Regions from separate parts of the Homo sapiens genome. Here region 1 is linked to region 2. A link is a contact called in ENCODE Hi-C or POLR2A ChIA-PET data. All regions are on one chromosome and are shown on one strand. The core of a region is the stretch at or near the end of the contact, and the rest is flanking DNA. Distances in the headings are between cores, read along the strand shown.

Evidence for each region. Hi-C counts contacts between places; a loop is a spot of excess contacts on that map. ChIA-PET counts read pairs that join two places held with the same protein, here RNA polymerase II (POLR2A). Pooled maps may share reads with other maps.
Region 1: a loop to region 2 is called in a map of K562, with 2.5 times the contacts of the local background. The contact joins two enhancer-like sites. A Hi-C loop is called at or near these places in 1 of 168 maps with a recorded cell type or tissue (K562) and 7 of 50 pooled maps. POLR2A ChIA-PET finds 5 or more read pairs at or near these places in 2 of 52 experiments (GM12878 and activated CD4-positive, alpha-beta T cell).

Annotation. Positions count from the first base shown.
Region 1 is chr16:24,205,355-24,211,811 of GRCh38, forward strand. All of the region lies in intron 16 of PRKCB (protein kinase C beta), which reads left to right. Among named protein-coding and RNA genes, the nearest start is that of MIR1273H, 5.5 kb to the left of the region's middle. RefSeq lists an enhancer at 3,231-3,790. Within about 2 kb of position 3,542, at least 2 of the 41 ENCODE cell types and tissues checked have a DNase peak (open chromatin) inside an H3K27ac peak, as active enhancers do.
Region 2 is chr16:24,070,048-24,076,487 of GRCh38, forward strand. The region is part of intron 5 of PRKCB (protein kinase C beta); the gene reads left to right. Among named protein-coding and RNA genes, the nearest start is that of MIR1273H, 130 kb to the right of the region's middle. RefSeq lists enhancers at 5,468-6,280, 6,281-6,440. Within about 2 kb of position 2,829, at least 2 of the 41 ENCODE cell types and tissues checked have a DNase peak (open chromatin) inside an H3K27ac peak, as active enhancers do.

The DNA of each region.
Region 1 (6,457 bases), core at 2,292-4,791, 140 kb after region 2:
ATGTTGCCCAGGCTGGTCTCAAACTCCTGATCTCAAGTGATCCTTCCACCTGGGCCTCCCAAAGTGCTGGTATTATAGGCATGGCACCACCATGCCTGGCATCTTGGTGCTTTTTAATAGCTTGTTTGTTTCTGCGATAAATGTAGGAGACTGATAGAAGAGTCTGGATCTCTTGTCAAATCTAGGATCAAATCGTGGTCAGATACTTAAACTAAACCCATTTTCTCATTGCACAGCAAGGACTTCATAGAGCTTTTGGGGGGATTAAAGGAGGTAAAGCTTGCAAAACACTTAACACAGTATCTGGCTCATAGTTAGTGCTTAACATACACTATTATTTGTCCATTTGATTTTTTTTCATCCCTGGGTTCTAGAAACGCAGTGGTGAATAAAACAGATGTGATTTTGCTCTCATGTGGCTTACAGTCTAGATGAGAACATAGACAATCAACAGAGAATGAACATGTATTAATAATTATAGACTGAGATATACCAGATTTTATTTCTGTTAAAGAAATGAACAGGATATCTTGACAGAGAATAACAGGAGGGAAGAATGAGAATCCTCTTTATTTGAAGGTGGTCTGGAACAGCTTCTCTGACAGGGTGCCATTTAAACTGAGATCTGGAGGAAATCAAAACACTGGATGTTATTTTTTAATGAAAATTAAGAAAAGCAAGAGCAAAACAAAACAGACTTAGTATCAAACACAAAAGACCCCTCTCCTACTGACTTCCTCCCTAAATAAACATAAGAGATAAAAGATCCCTGATTGTAAGGGACCTTCATTATTAGCAGAAAAAGGAGACTTAAATCTCTCTTTTTTTCTGCCAAAACCCAGACCACAAATGACTTTTTAAAATGATCAAATATGTATGCAGCTTTGAGCATCTGATTCTCCCTGGAGTGGGTCCCTCCTGTATTCGGCTGTGGGAAACTGGAAGGCATAGGAACGACCCTGCATTTCACTGGATGTGCACATGTGAAAAAGAAAGATGCGCTTGTCTTTTTGCCTAGGCTATGTAGCTTGGATGTCTTTTCATCGTGACCTTCTGGTCTTGTTAACCTGAAGGTGTCCTGGTGTCTTGATGGAGGCTGGGCAGGTAGCTCCCCTGAGCCACTAGCCTCATGTTATCAAAGTCGGCTAGGCAACAGACAGCAGGGAGGAGCCTTATCCTCTCCTCCACCATCTTACCTTGTCCATGCCCTCTTTTTACCTCCATTTCTTCTCCAGGCTCTTTCCTTTCCTCCTCCAAAGAAGCAATGTCTCTCTTGCAGGTCCCACTCAAGTGAGATGTCACTCCCTCCAGACAGAGTTCCTGGCCCTTCTTGGGTTCCTTTCCTCTGTGCTCAATGGCAGCACCTGTCCCATGGTCCCATGCAGTGGCCTGTGTGTGCATCTGTGTCCTCTGCTAGATCTTAAGCTCAACGGGGACAAGAACAGGTACCCTCTTATGTATCGCCAGAGTCCAGCATGCTGCTCGGCAGAGGATCTACAACAGCCAAATATTAGCCTTCCTTATTATCCCTTAGCACCAAAATACACGTCAAAGCAGCCACTTGTTTTAGAGTTTTTTTGCTTCATTTTGTTTTGAGACAGGGTCTCACTCTGTCACCCAGGCTGAAGTGCAGAGGCACGATCATAGCTTGCTGCAGTCTAAACCTCCTGGGCTCAAGTAATCCTCCAACTTCAGCCTTCCAAGTAGCTGGGACTACAGGCATGTGGCGTCATGCCCTGAGAAGTTTTAAATTTTTGTAGAGACAGGGTCTTGCTATGTTGCCCAGGCTGGTCTCACACTCCTAGCCTCAAGCGATCCTCCTGCTGCCTTAGAGTGTTTTACTAAGATGAAGCATGTTAAAGTAGCATCAGGCTAACCTTAACAATTTACCCAAATACTCCCATTCTCTTTATTTCTATTTTTCAATTTCTTCCATGATAATTGCTGTCTCATTTAAAATAGCTTTCACAGCTTCTTTTCTTATTACAAAATAATAATAACAATACCTGATTGTTATGTAAATTTTTAAAATATAATCAAGCATAAAGGGGAAAAGGAAAAAATTAAAACCATCTGTAATTCTTCGAATCTCCATAAGCCTGTGTATAAAATGTGTACAGATATTACGTATACATTTGTGTATATAATTTATAGAATGGGAAGATATTGTACACACTGTTAGTAATTATATAACTATGTCATTTAATATTCTTCTACATCTTCTTTTAATTTTTAAGAATGTTTTGCATGGTAATACATCAAATAGATGTATCATTATTTATTTAACTGTTTTCCCTATTGGCCCATAGTAGATTCCCAATTTTTCTTTCCTCTGACGATTCTTTGATGAACACCCTGTATTTTGATGGGGTAAATCCAGGAGTATAGAGGACAGGTCAGGGAAAACCTCGTGGAGGAAGTGACACTGCTCTGGAGACAGAAAGGATGCACAGGAGATAGCTGGATGAGTGGAGAAGGAGTGGAAGGCAAGTGTTCCTGGCAGAGGAGGCAGCCTGTGCAAGGGCCTGGAGTCACCTCCAAGAGTTCATGAGTGTTCTAGGAACTGGAAATACTTCAGTATGGCTGGAGGGTGTCTCAGGGGGTGGGGGACACAGGCAGGGAAGGGGCCATTGACCAAGTGTCCAGGAACAGGTCCTAAATGGCCCCTTAAGCCATGCTAAGGAGTGTGGGCTTTGGGCAATGGGGAGCTATTGCAGATAAGAGCAGGGAAATGGCATACTCCAGTCAGCGTCTTTAAAAGATCCCTTTAGCTGGCCATGGTGGTGTGCAGCTGTGGTCCCAAGCTACTCACAAGGCCAAGGCAAGAGGATCCCTTGAGCCTTGGAATTCAAGGTGGCAGTGAGCTATGATCACGCCACTGCACCCCAACCTGGGTAAGAGAGCAAGACCTTGTCTCAAAAAACAAAACAAAACAAAACAAAAAAGAGATCCCTGTGGCAGTGGTGACCAAGCCAACTCCACATTCAACAGCAAGACTCTGTTATTAATTCAATGAAACAGAAATTAAAAGAGAAGAGAAAAAGAAAAAGAGCTTACGTGTAACAGGTCACAGATAAGCTTTTCAAACTGTCTAGATTCTTAAATTCAGGAGCGTAATTCAACAAATCAACCTTCTTACTCCTCTCCTTAATCCTGAAAGAGGTGCTTGTGGTTTAAATAACCCAGTTGGTTTCTGGCCCCCATTCCTGTTCCAGGAGCCCCATTGATGTACCCTGATGACAAGGGAGTCGGATTTTCTTTTTTTTTTTAAGCTGAGTGAGGCTGAAGTGTTCACCCAAGACAAGCCAGAGAGGCAGGTGCAATCCATGGTGCGTTTTTAATTAGATCCCAGCCACTGAGCTGCCCATACTTCAAGGACACAGCAGGCAGGAAACTGATCTGGGCTGTGTCTCCCAAGGGCTGACGTCTCCATTTAGGGAGCGCTCCTGAAGCTAATGGTCAGTGACAGCTCCATTTGAAAAACACAGAAACACTTAACAGGGAGGCTGTGATCTGCCAGCCCTGTAAGCTGCTGATTAGCAGGGAAATCACGCTCCCTCTGTATCGCACCCCCTTGGTTAATCCCTGTTCTTGTGTCTCCTCTGTGCTATCTCACTTAAAGATTTCATTGTTCTCTGAGGCAGGAGGGAGTGGGGAGAGGGAGGGGGAGGTTGTGGAGCTGCCAGAAGCTGTTTCACTGTCTCCCATCACAGCCTCTGGGGAGGCCCAGGCGAAGAAACAGCCTTCTGGTGTGGATGGGAAATTGATGGTTTTTAAAGAAAAATGGTCCCTGAAGATGCTCTGTGTCTCAGCAAATGTGCTTCCTAGACTGGCTGGCTTGGGTTCCAACACCCAGGCCAAAGAAAAACACGCACGGGTCTGCCTTATAGTCACACCAGGATGCCATACCAGCAGTCCCTGCCACCATCACCTCTTTGTTGTCTGCTCTGCCTCCCCTTTCTACAGTCCTAAGCCACCATTCCTCTCCTGTGGATGACTGCGGCAGTCTCTCCCCGATGCCACGGCCACCAATCTAGCTCCCCAAACCTCTGCAATCCCCACACTGCAGCTGAGGGGACTCCTTGACGTGTCCTCTGGAATTTTGAACTTATCAAAAAGGAAAGCAAATACTAAATTTCCCCCCTCAAATAGGATCTCCTCCTCGTGTTCCTCTCTTACTAAATAGCTCAGGCCAAAAATGCCAGGGTCACCAACAATGCCTCTCTTCCTCACATACCCCACACCCAATCCATCAGCAAATCTTGTCAACTCTGAATTCAGAATATACCCCACATCCGAATGCATCTTTCCATCCCTCCACCAATCACCTTCCTTCAAGCCCCCATCATTCTTAACTGGATTATCATAACCACCTCCTCACTGGTTGTACTGTTTCCACTATTGTCCCCCGCTCATTTAATCTATCCTTGTACACCACACCAGTGATCCTGTTTAAATGTAAATCAGGGCCAGTCTTGGTGGCTGACACCTGGAATTCCAGAACTTTGGGAGGCTGAGGTGGGAGGATCACTTGAGGATAGGAGTTCGAGACCAGCCTGGGCAACATAGCAAGACCCCACACACACACCCTGTGTCTACAAAAAAAAAAAAATTAGTCCTGCGTGGTGGTGCACACCTGTAGTCCTAGCTACTCATGAGGCTAAAGTGGGAGGATTGCTTGAGCCCAGGAGTTTGAGGCTGCAGTGAGCTGTGATCATGCCTCTGACTCAAGCATGGGCAACAGAGCAAGACCATGTCTCTAAAACAATGAAATATTATAAAAACAAAACATACGTCATCATATCATTCAGGGCTCAACATTCTCCAGCAGTTTCTCATCTAGCTGAGATGAAAATCCACTGTCCTTACATGGCCATCAAGGACCCTGCTCTGGCTCGTGGCCCGCTGTGTGGCCCCTTGGTCACTCTGCTCTGGCCATACCATACTGACCTCATTGCTGCTTGGTGACTGTGCCAGGTGAGCTCTGTCTTGGGGCCTTTGCACTTGCTGCTCCCTCTGCCTAGCATGCCTTTCCTCCCGACATCCAAAGGGCACCCTCTCTCACTTCACTGAGGTCTTGCTCAAAGGCCATTTCCTCCAAGCTGAAAATGGCATCACTCTCACTCCATCCCCTGGACTTTCTTCTTCTTTTTTTTTTTTTTGAGACAGAGTCTCATTCTGTCGCCCAGGCTGGAGTGCAGTGGCTTGATCTCCGCTCACTGCAACCTCTGCCTCCTGGGCTCAAGTGATCCCCCCACCACAGTCCTCCTGAGTAGCTGGGACCACAGGTGTGCACCACCACACCCAGCTAATATTTGTATTTTTGGTAGAGACGGGGTTTCACCATGTTGCCCAGGCTGGTCATGAATTCCTGAGCTCAAGTGATCCACCATCCTCGGCCTCTCAAAGTGCTGGGATTATAGGCGTGAGCTACCCTGCCCGGCCTTGGCTTTATTTTTCTTCACATCACTTATCTCCCTCTGGCACTAAAACATATATTCACATTTACAGTTACAGTCTCGTTTGTTGCTTCTCTTCCCCAGTAAAATGTAAGTTCCATGAAGCATGGATTTTGTATCATTTTCTACTAGCACAGAGCCTGGCATGTAGTGGGTGCTCAGTAAATCCGTCTTGAATGAGAAAATGAATAAACAAATGAATGAATCTGGACAACAATTCTAACCACAGTGAGTTTACCGAGGGGTCATCCTTCTGTGGGAGCTTCCCTCCACTGGCCAGCAGAAAAGACCCCAGGTCTTCATACTATGTCAGAGAGTTCTCATTTTCTGAGACCTGAAGCCAAGATAACAAAAACAGCAGAAACAATTTAGCTTGGAATGACAAATAGGTTTCCTTAAGTCTGACAAGAGTCTTTTAAAAATTCAAGACTGTTTCCTTAGTATTTAAAACTTAAACACCATGCAAATGCCCTATTATAGGAAACATACGCTGTCTGTCTGTAGGGATTTGTAGTAGAAAATGGGAACTAAATAATACTTGGAGCCATGATGCGTTGATCACATACTCAGTACCTGTTACTTGCATTCTCTCATTTTATCCTCATATCACAACCCCAGTGTGATAGGAATTAAAATTGCTCCCATTTTACAAAAGAGGAAACTGAAACTTTAAGGAACTTGCCCAGAGTTGCACAGATAGTGGGTAGCATAATGCCAGGGTTTGAATTCAGTCTACAGACTCACTTTTTTTTTTTTTTTTTTGCGATGGAGTTTCCCTTTTGTTGCCCAGGCTGGAGTGCAATGGTGCCATCTCAGCTCACTGTAACCTCTGCCTCCTGGGTTTAAGTGATTCTCCTGCCTCAGCCTCCCGAGTAGCTGGGATTACAGGCACCTGACACCACGCCTGGCTAATTTTTTGTATTTTTAGTAGAGATGGGATTTCACCATGTTGGCCAGGCTGGTCTCGAACTCTTGATCTCAGGTGATCCACCCGCCTC
Region 2 (6,440 bases), core at 1,579-4,078:
GAGTGCAAGGTGTCCTGGGCAACCAGGGAAGGGACGTTAACTTACACTGGGATTGGGGCCCTGTGATGGTAAGCTTTTCATCTTGCAGGAAACCAGGGGATTTTTTTTTTTTTTTTTTTGAGACAAGGTCTTGCTCTGTCGTCCAGGCTGGAGTGCAGTGGCACGATCTTGGCTCACTGCAACCTCTGCCTCCTGGGTTCAAGCGATTCTTGTGCCTCAGTCTCCCAAGTAGCTGGGATTACAGGCATGTGCCATCACTCTTGGCTAATCTTTGTATTTTCAGTAGCGACGGATTTTTGCCATCTTGGCCAGGCTGGTCTCAAACTCCTGACCTCAAGTGATTCGCCTGCCTCAGCCTCCCAAAATGCTGGAATTACAGGCATGAGCCGTTGCGCCCGGCCTTGAAACCAGGGAATTTAATGACATTTAAAAATCATTTATTAAGTATATATGAAATATATAGAAAATAGTATCCCAGGCACCTAATAGAACAGAATAATAATAATGACTAGGAGTTGTTGAGTGTAAAATAGGTTGCAGTCATTACAACGCATATAATAGCATGAAGTATATAGCTCCTCAGCCCTCTCAGCCATCTTATGAGGGAACACTGTTGCTATTCTCATATTACAGATGAGGAAACTGAGGCTCAGAGAGGTTAAGTAATCCTCCAAGCCTCCGCAGCCAGGAAGTGGTATCACTTTGAACTCAAACTCAGGTCTGTTTGATCCTGAGGCCAAGCCCTTGGCCAGAAAAATTAGGAAGTCATAGTCCCTTCCCTTAAGGAGCTCTATTTAATATAGCAGAACAAGTAAAGCAAGTACATATCTCTCTAAAGTATACTGTGTCACTGAAGATAAGAAAGGAAGAAATCCTGTGATGGGTCAGATGAAGTCAGGAAAGGCTTCTGGGAAGAGGTGGCCTTATAGATCTAACTAGAAGGATGAATGAGCTTTGGGCCAAAGGCAAGGGAGGGAACCATCTGGACAAAGGGTAGTTAGTACACACTGTGACCTGAAGAGGGAGCTCAAAGCCCCCCTCCACTCCAGGGCTGATGTGAGGATGTGAGTTAAGGACTTGGATGCTGCTCTTGGGGCTTTCAGAGATAGGGGAGGAGCTTAATGACCTCGTCTTCATGATATACCCTAAGCATTCTCTCTTGGCTTTCCATTTGAGACTTACTCTGCCTTCAGACCTCTCAGAACTCTGCATATCTGGTATGGTAAGAGGAGCCTGAGCTACCTCTTCTCTGCATTGCCTTGAAAACAAAACATGGCCGGGCACGATGGCTGACGTCTGTAATCCTAGCACTTTGAGAGGCCAAGGCGGGTGGATCGCTTGAGCTCAGGAGTTTGAGACTAGCCTGGGTAACATGGTGAGACCCTGTCTAAAAAAAAAAAAAAAAAAAAAAAAAAGACAAACAGGACTGGGGAAAAGGAATAAGAGGAGCCCGTCCAACCTTCCAATTTCCACCAATTTTAATGTGGATCCAGAATTGAGAATGCTAGTCTAGCTCAACTCAACAGGGCCAGTGGTTCTACTTGTGATTGGGGGTAAAGGTCCTAGGGTAGTAAAGAGAGTGAGTACCTGCCTGGCTTGTCCGCTCTGCACATGTCTCTGGGCAGTAGCTGTGGGATGTGGTCCTGGACACTAGATCCCATCTGTCTCCTCCTATGGAGGCAGGATCTTACAGGGAACAGCCGGCAGCCAAGGCTAGCTGGAGTCTGGCCTACACCATATAAGGAGATGGTGCAGGAAAGGCTGAAAGTTATGGTGGGGGCCGAAGAGGGCGTTGAGTTGCAGTAACCATGCCCAAGCCTTTGTGGAGTTAATGATCACAGTGGACACATTCTGGAGGGGTCGTCGGCATCACTGGGCCCTGCTCCAGGATCTCAGCAAGGATGTTATTATTATCATGAGGGTGCCCAATTCAGTTTGCTACTTGTTTATGGGCTGATTGCAATTTGGATAGAGTTTAACCCCCACCCCACCCCCGCCTTTTGTTTTTAAAAATTTGCTGAGGTGAAATTCACATGACTTAAAATGATCTGTTTTAGAGTGAACAGTTCAGCGGCATTTAGTACATGCACAGTGTTGTGCAACCACCACTGCTATTTAGTTCCAAAACATTTCCATCATTCCAAAATAAAGCCCCATACTGATTAAGCAGTGACTACCCATCCCTGCCTTCTCCCAGCCCCTGGCAACCATCAATCTGCTTTTGTTTTTAATTTTTTTGAGACAGGGTGTTTCTCTGTCACCCAGGCTGGAGTGCAGTGGTACGATCATAGCTCACTGCAGCCTGGAACTCCTGAGCTCAAGCAATCCTCCCACATCAGCCTCCTAAGTAGCTGGGACTGTAGGCATGCACCACCATGCTCAGATAATTATTATTTTTATTTTTTATAAAGATGGGGGTCTCCAACTCCTGGCCTCAAGTGATCCTCCCACCTCAGCTTCCCAAAGAGTTGGGATTACAGGTGTAAGCCACCACAACCAGCCAATCTGCTTTCTTTAACTCTCTCTTTCTCTCTCTCTCTCTTTTTTTTTTGAGATGGAGTTTCCCTCTTGTCACCCAGGCTGGAGTGCAATGGCATGATCTCTGCTCACTGCAACCTCTGCCTCCTGGGTTCAAGCAATTCTCCTGCCTCAGCCTCCCAAGTAGCTGGGATTACAGGCCTGTGCCACCAGACCGAGCTAATTTTTGTATTTTTAGTAGAGACGGGGTTTCACCATGTTGGCCAGGCTGATATCGACCTCCTGACCTGAGGTGATCCACCCGCCTCAGCCTCCCAAAGCACTGGGATTACATGTGTGCGCCACGCACCTGGCCTAACTCTCTCTCTCTTTTTAAGGCTGTTTAAAAATGAAACTATTCAGTAGCTCAAGTATACCTTACTGTAAAGAGGAAGTATTTATGCAGTGCTCAGTCATCTTGATCAGAGATGATTATCAAAACATCAAAATATCTCTATGCCAGCTGGCAACTAAGAAATACCACCAGATGTCCTCTGCCTCTCTGGCCTTGTTAGTTTCTTCTCCAAGAGCCCTTGGATGTGATCTGATAATGAAAAGGTGAATGTCTAGTTCAGTGGGAGCCTTCACATCTACCCCAGGGCTTTGGCTGTCTCCAATCTGATGGATAAACCGCTTGCTAAATATTTTGACTATCAGCCCTGTGATTAAGGTCAGGATTAGAACTGTTGTATTTGTAAGAACCTCTCCTAAAGATGGCCTCCCATTGCCCACCTGTTTGAATCCTACCTGCCTTAAACATTTTTGCCATTTTTATTTATTTCTTAGAAACAGGATCTTGCTCTGTCTCCCAGGCTGGAGTACGGTGGTACAATGTTGGCTCATTGCAGCCTCAGACTCCTGGGCTCAAGTGATCCTCCCGCCTCAGCCCCTTGAGTTACTGGGACTACAGGCGCATGCCACCATGTCTGGCTAATCGTGAAAATTGTTTTTGTAGAGACAAAGTCTTGCTATGTTGCCCAGGCTAATCTCAAATTCCTGGCCTCAAGTGATCCTCCCTCCTTGACCTCTCAAATTGCTGGGATTACAGGTGTGAGCCATTGCGCCTGGCCGGTTTTTTAAATGTCTCAGTCTAAAGTTCAATATTCATCCCCTAGCCCCTAAGCCATGTTTTTAACACCTCGATAAACGATGTGCTGACTTTACCTAAAATGTGTCCAGTATTCCTTCTGAGATGGAAAGATGCTATTTTGGGGGTAAATATGTTGATCTTTTCCAGAAGGAGTCCAAGACAGCTGATGATAGCTTTTGCTTGTTCTCTATAGAAGAGCAAGTGATGGCCGGGCGTGGTGGCTCACGCCTGTAATCCCAACACTTTGGGAGGCCGAGGCAGGCGGATCACGAGGTCAGGAGATCGAGACCATCCTGGCTAACATGGTGAAACCCCGATACAAAAATATTAGCCGGGCGTGGTTGGTGGCGGGCGCCTGTAGTACCAGCTGCTGGGGAGGCTGAGGCAGGAGAATGGCATGAACTCAGGAGGTGGAGCTTGCAGTGAGCCGAGATCATGCCACTGCACTTCAGTCTGGGTGACAGAGCAAGACTCCATCTCAAAAAAAAAAAAAGAAGAGCAAGTGATGTGTTTAAGACACACCTCGAAGCTACTGCCATAGAATGTGTGACCATGGTTATGGATTTCATAAGGGGCACCCTAAGAGGGAAAAATAATCTGACCCAGATGGATCTTCCGAGGCACTGTGATGTCGTGCCTAAGAGTGCAGCCTTGGGAGGAAGACAGAGAGGGTTCAAATCCCGCTCTACTGTTATCAGCTCTCTGTATACCTTGGACAAGTCACTCAACCCCCTCAGCTGTCAGGTTCCACATCAGTAAAATGGGGAAAACAGTAACACTCACATCATAAGGTTCTTGTAAGGATTCAATGAGATAATTCATGTGCAGTCCTTAGAATAGTGCTTGGCTCATATAGTAAGAGCTCATTCACCGTCAACTATTATTATTTAATCTATTTTCTATCATATTTTGGAATAAAACATTTTGGCTTACTAAAAAAGAACAAAAAGAACATGTATTTAAAATCAGTAGGCAACAGTGAGTCAGTGAGGATGTTCTGAGAGTAGGAATGACATGATAAGATCTGCGTTCTGGGAAGATTAATTTGTCTGAAGCTTATAGGGTGACCTGAAAGGAGACGAGGAGGGGAGGGAAATCTGTAAGGAGGCTGATGCAACGGTCTAAGCTGCTTTGTGCAATATGGCAGCCACTAGCCACGTGGGGCTGTTTAAATTTAAATTAACGAGCTTGGCCTGGTGGCTCACACCTGTAATCCCAAAACTTTGGGAGGCCAAGGTGGAAGGATTGCTTGAGGCCAGGAGTTTGAGACCAATCTGAGCAACATAGCAAAAACTTGCCTCTACAAAAAATAAAGTTAGCCAAATGTGGTGGGATATGCCTATAGTCCCAGCTACTCGGGAGGCTGAGGCAGAAGGCTCACATGAGCCCAAGAGGTTGAGACTACAGTGAGTCATGATTGCACCACGCACTCTAGCCTGGGTGACAGAACAAGACCCTATCTCAAAAAAAAAAAAAAAAAATTTAATTAAAGAAAATTAAATAAAATGCAAAACTCAATTTTTCCAACACAATAGCCACATTTCAGGTATTCAGTGGCCTCATGTGGCTAGTGGTTACTATACTGGACATCAAACACTTCCATTATTTTAGAAAGTTCTATTGGACAGTGTAACTGTAATAGGTTCACTGCCCAATGCATGCAGCAAGTCAATACACTAAGCCACTGAGTTGCAGCAGAGAAACAGGTTTAATTGTAGGGAAGAGACAGGAGGAAACCTCAAATCCATCTCCCAGAGGAGTCTGGGGCTAGGATTTTTAAGGGTTTTGCAGTGGGCTGAAGTGTGGAGATTGTTGATTGGTGGAAAAGAGCAGGATGGAGTCATGGGACAGGGAGATAAAGAAGCTGTGTTCTCTTGCTGATTCAGTTCCTCTGTTTGGGGTCTTTAAACTGGTTGGCATCAGCTATTCTGCTGGAATTCAGGATCTGTTTAAGCAACTCTTAAACAAAAGCCTATGATTCTAATGTCAGAAATCCTATCTGTAGGAACAACGAGGTTGCAAATGGTCAGTATCCAGTGTTACCTGACTTTTAGTTGCAAGGAAGTGGGTCAAAGTTAGCCTGATTAATGCTGAATTGTAACTATATTTCTGTCCAGAATTCTTCCTACCCTGGTGAGGCTGGCTTCAACAACACTGGTCAAAAGCAGTGGTTTTCATACATGAGTGTCACATCAGAGTCATCTGGAAAGTGTGTTAAAATACAGGTTGCTGGGTTCCATCCTCAATTCAGCAGGTCTGAGCAGGGCCTGAGATCATGCATTTCTTTTTTTTTGTTTGTTATTATACTTTAAGTTCTAGGGTACGTGTGCACAATGTGCAGGTTTGTTACCTATGTATACATGTGCCATGTTGGTGTGCTGCACCCACTAACTCGTCATTTACATTAGGTGGGAGGAATAACATTAGGAGATCATGCATTTCTAATGAGTTCCCAGGTGATGCTGACGCTGCTAGTCTGGGCCACACCCTTTGAGAACCACTCTCTGAAACAGGACTTCTCAGTCATGGTGTGAGGGAAAGGGGAGTTGTTTGGAGCATGTGAAAAGCCTTATTTATATGCCCCAGTTAAGCCCAATTGGGATTTGGACTCAGCCTCTTTCCAGGATTGGCAGTTGTTGGCAGATGTACAGGAGTGCTTTTGGCTTTTCTGGTTAAAAGAGGTGAAAGGTGGGGCTAATTCAGAGTATGGAGATCAGAGGGGTGAATCATGGAGCAAAAAGGGGGCCTTATCTGCTTCTTCATCCATTCTCTCTGTCATCCTGGAGCTCAGCTTTTGGGGCCTGATAGGGAGAAAGACGAGACAGAAGCTTTC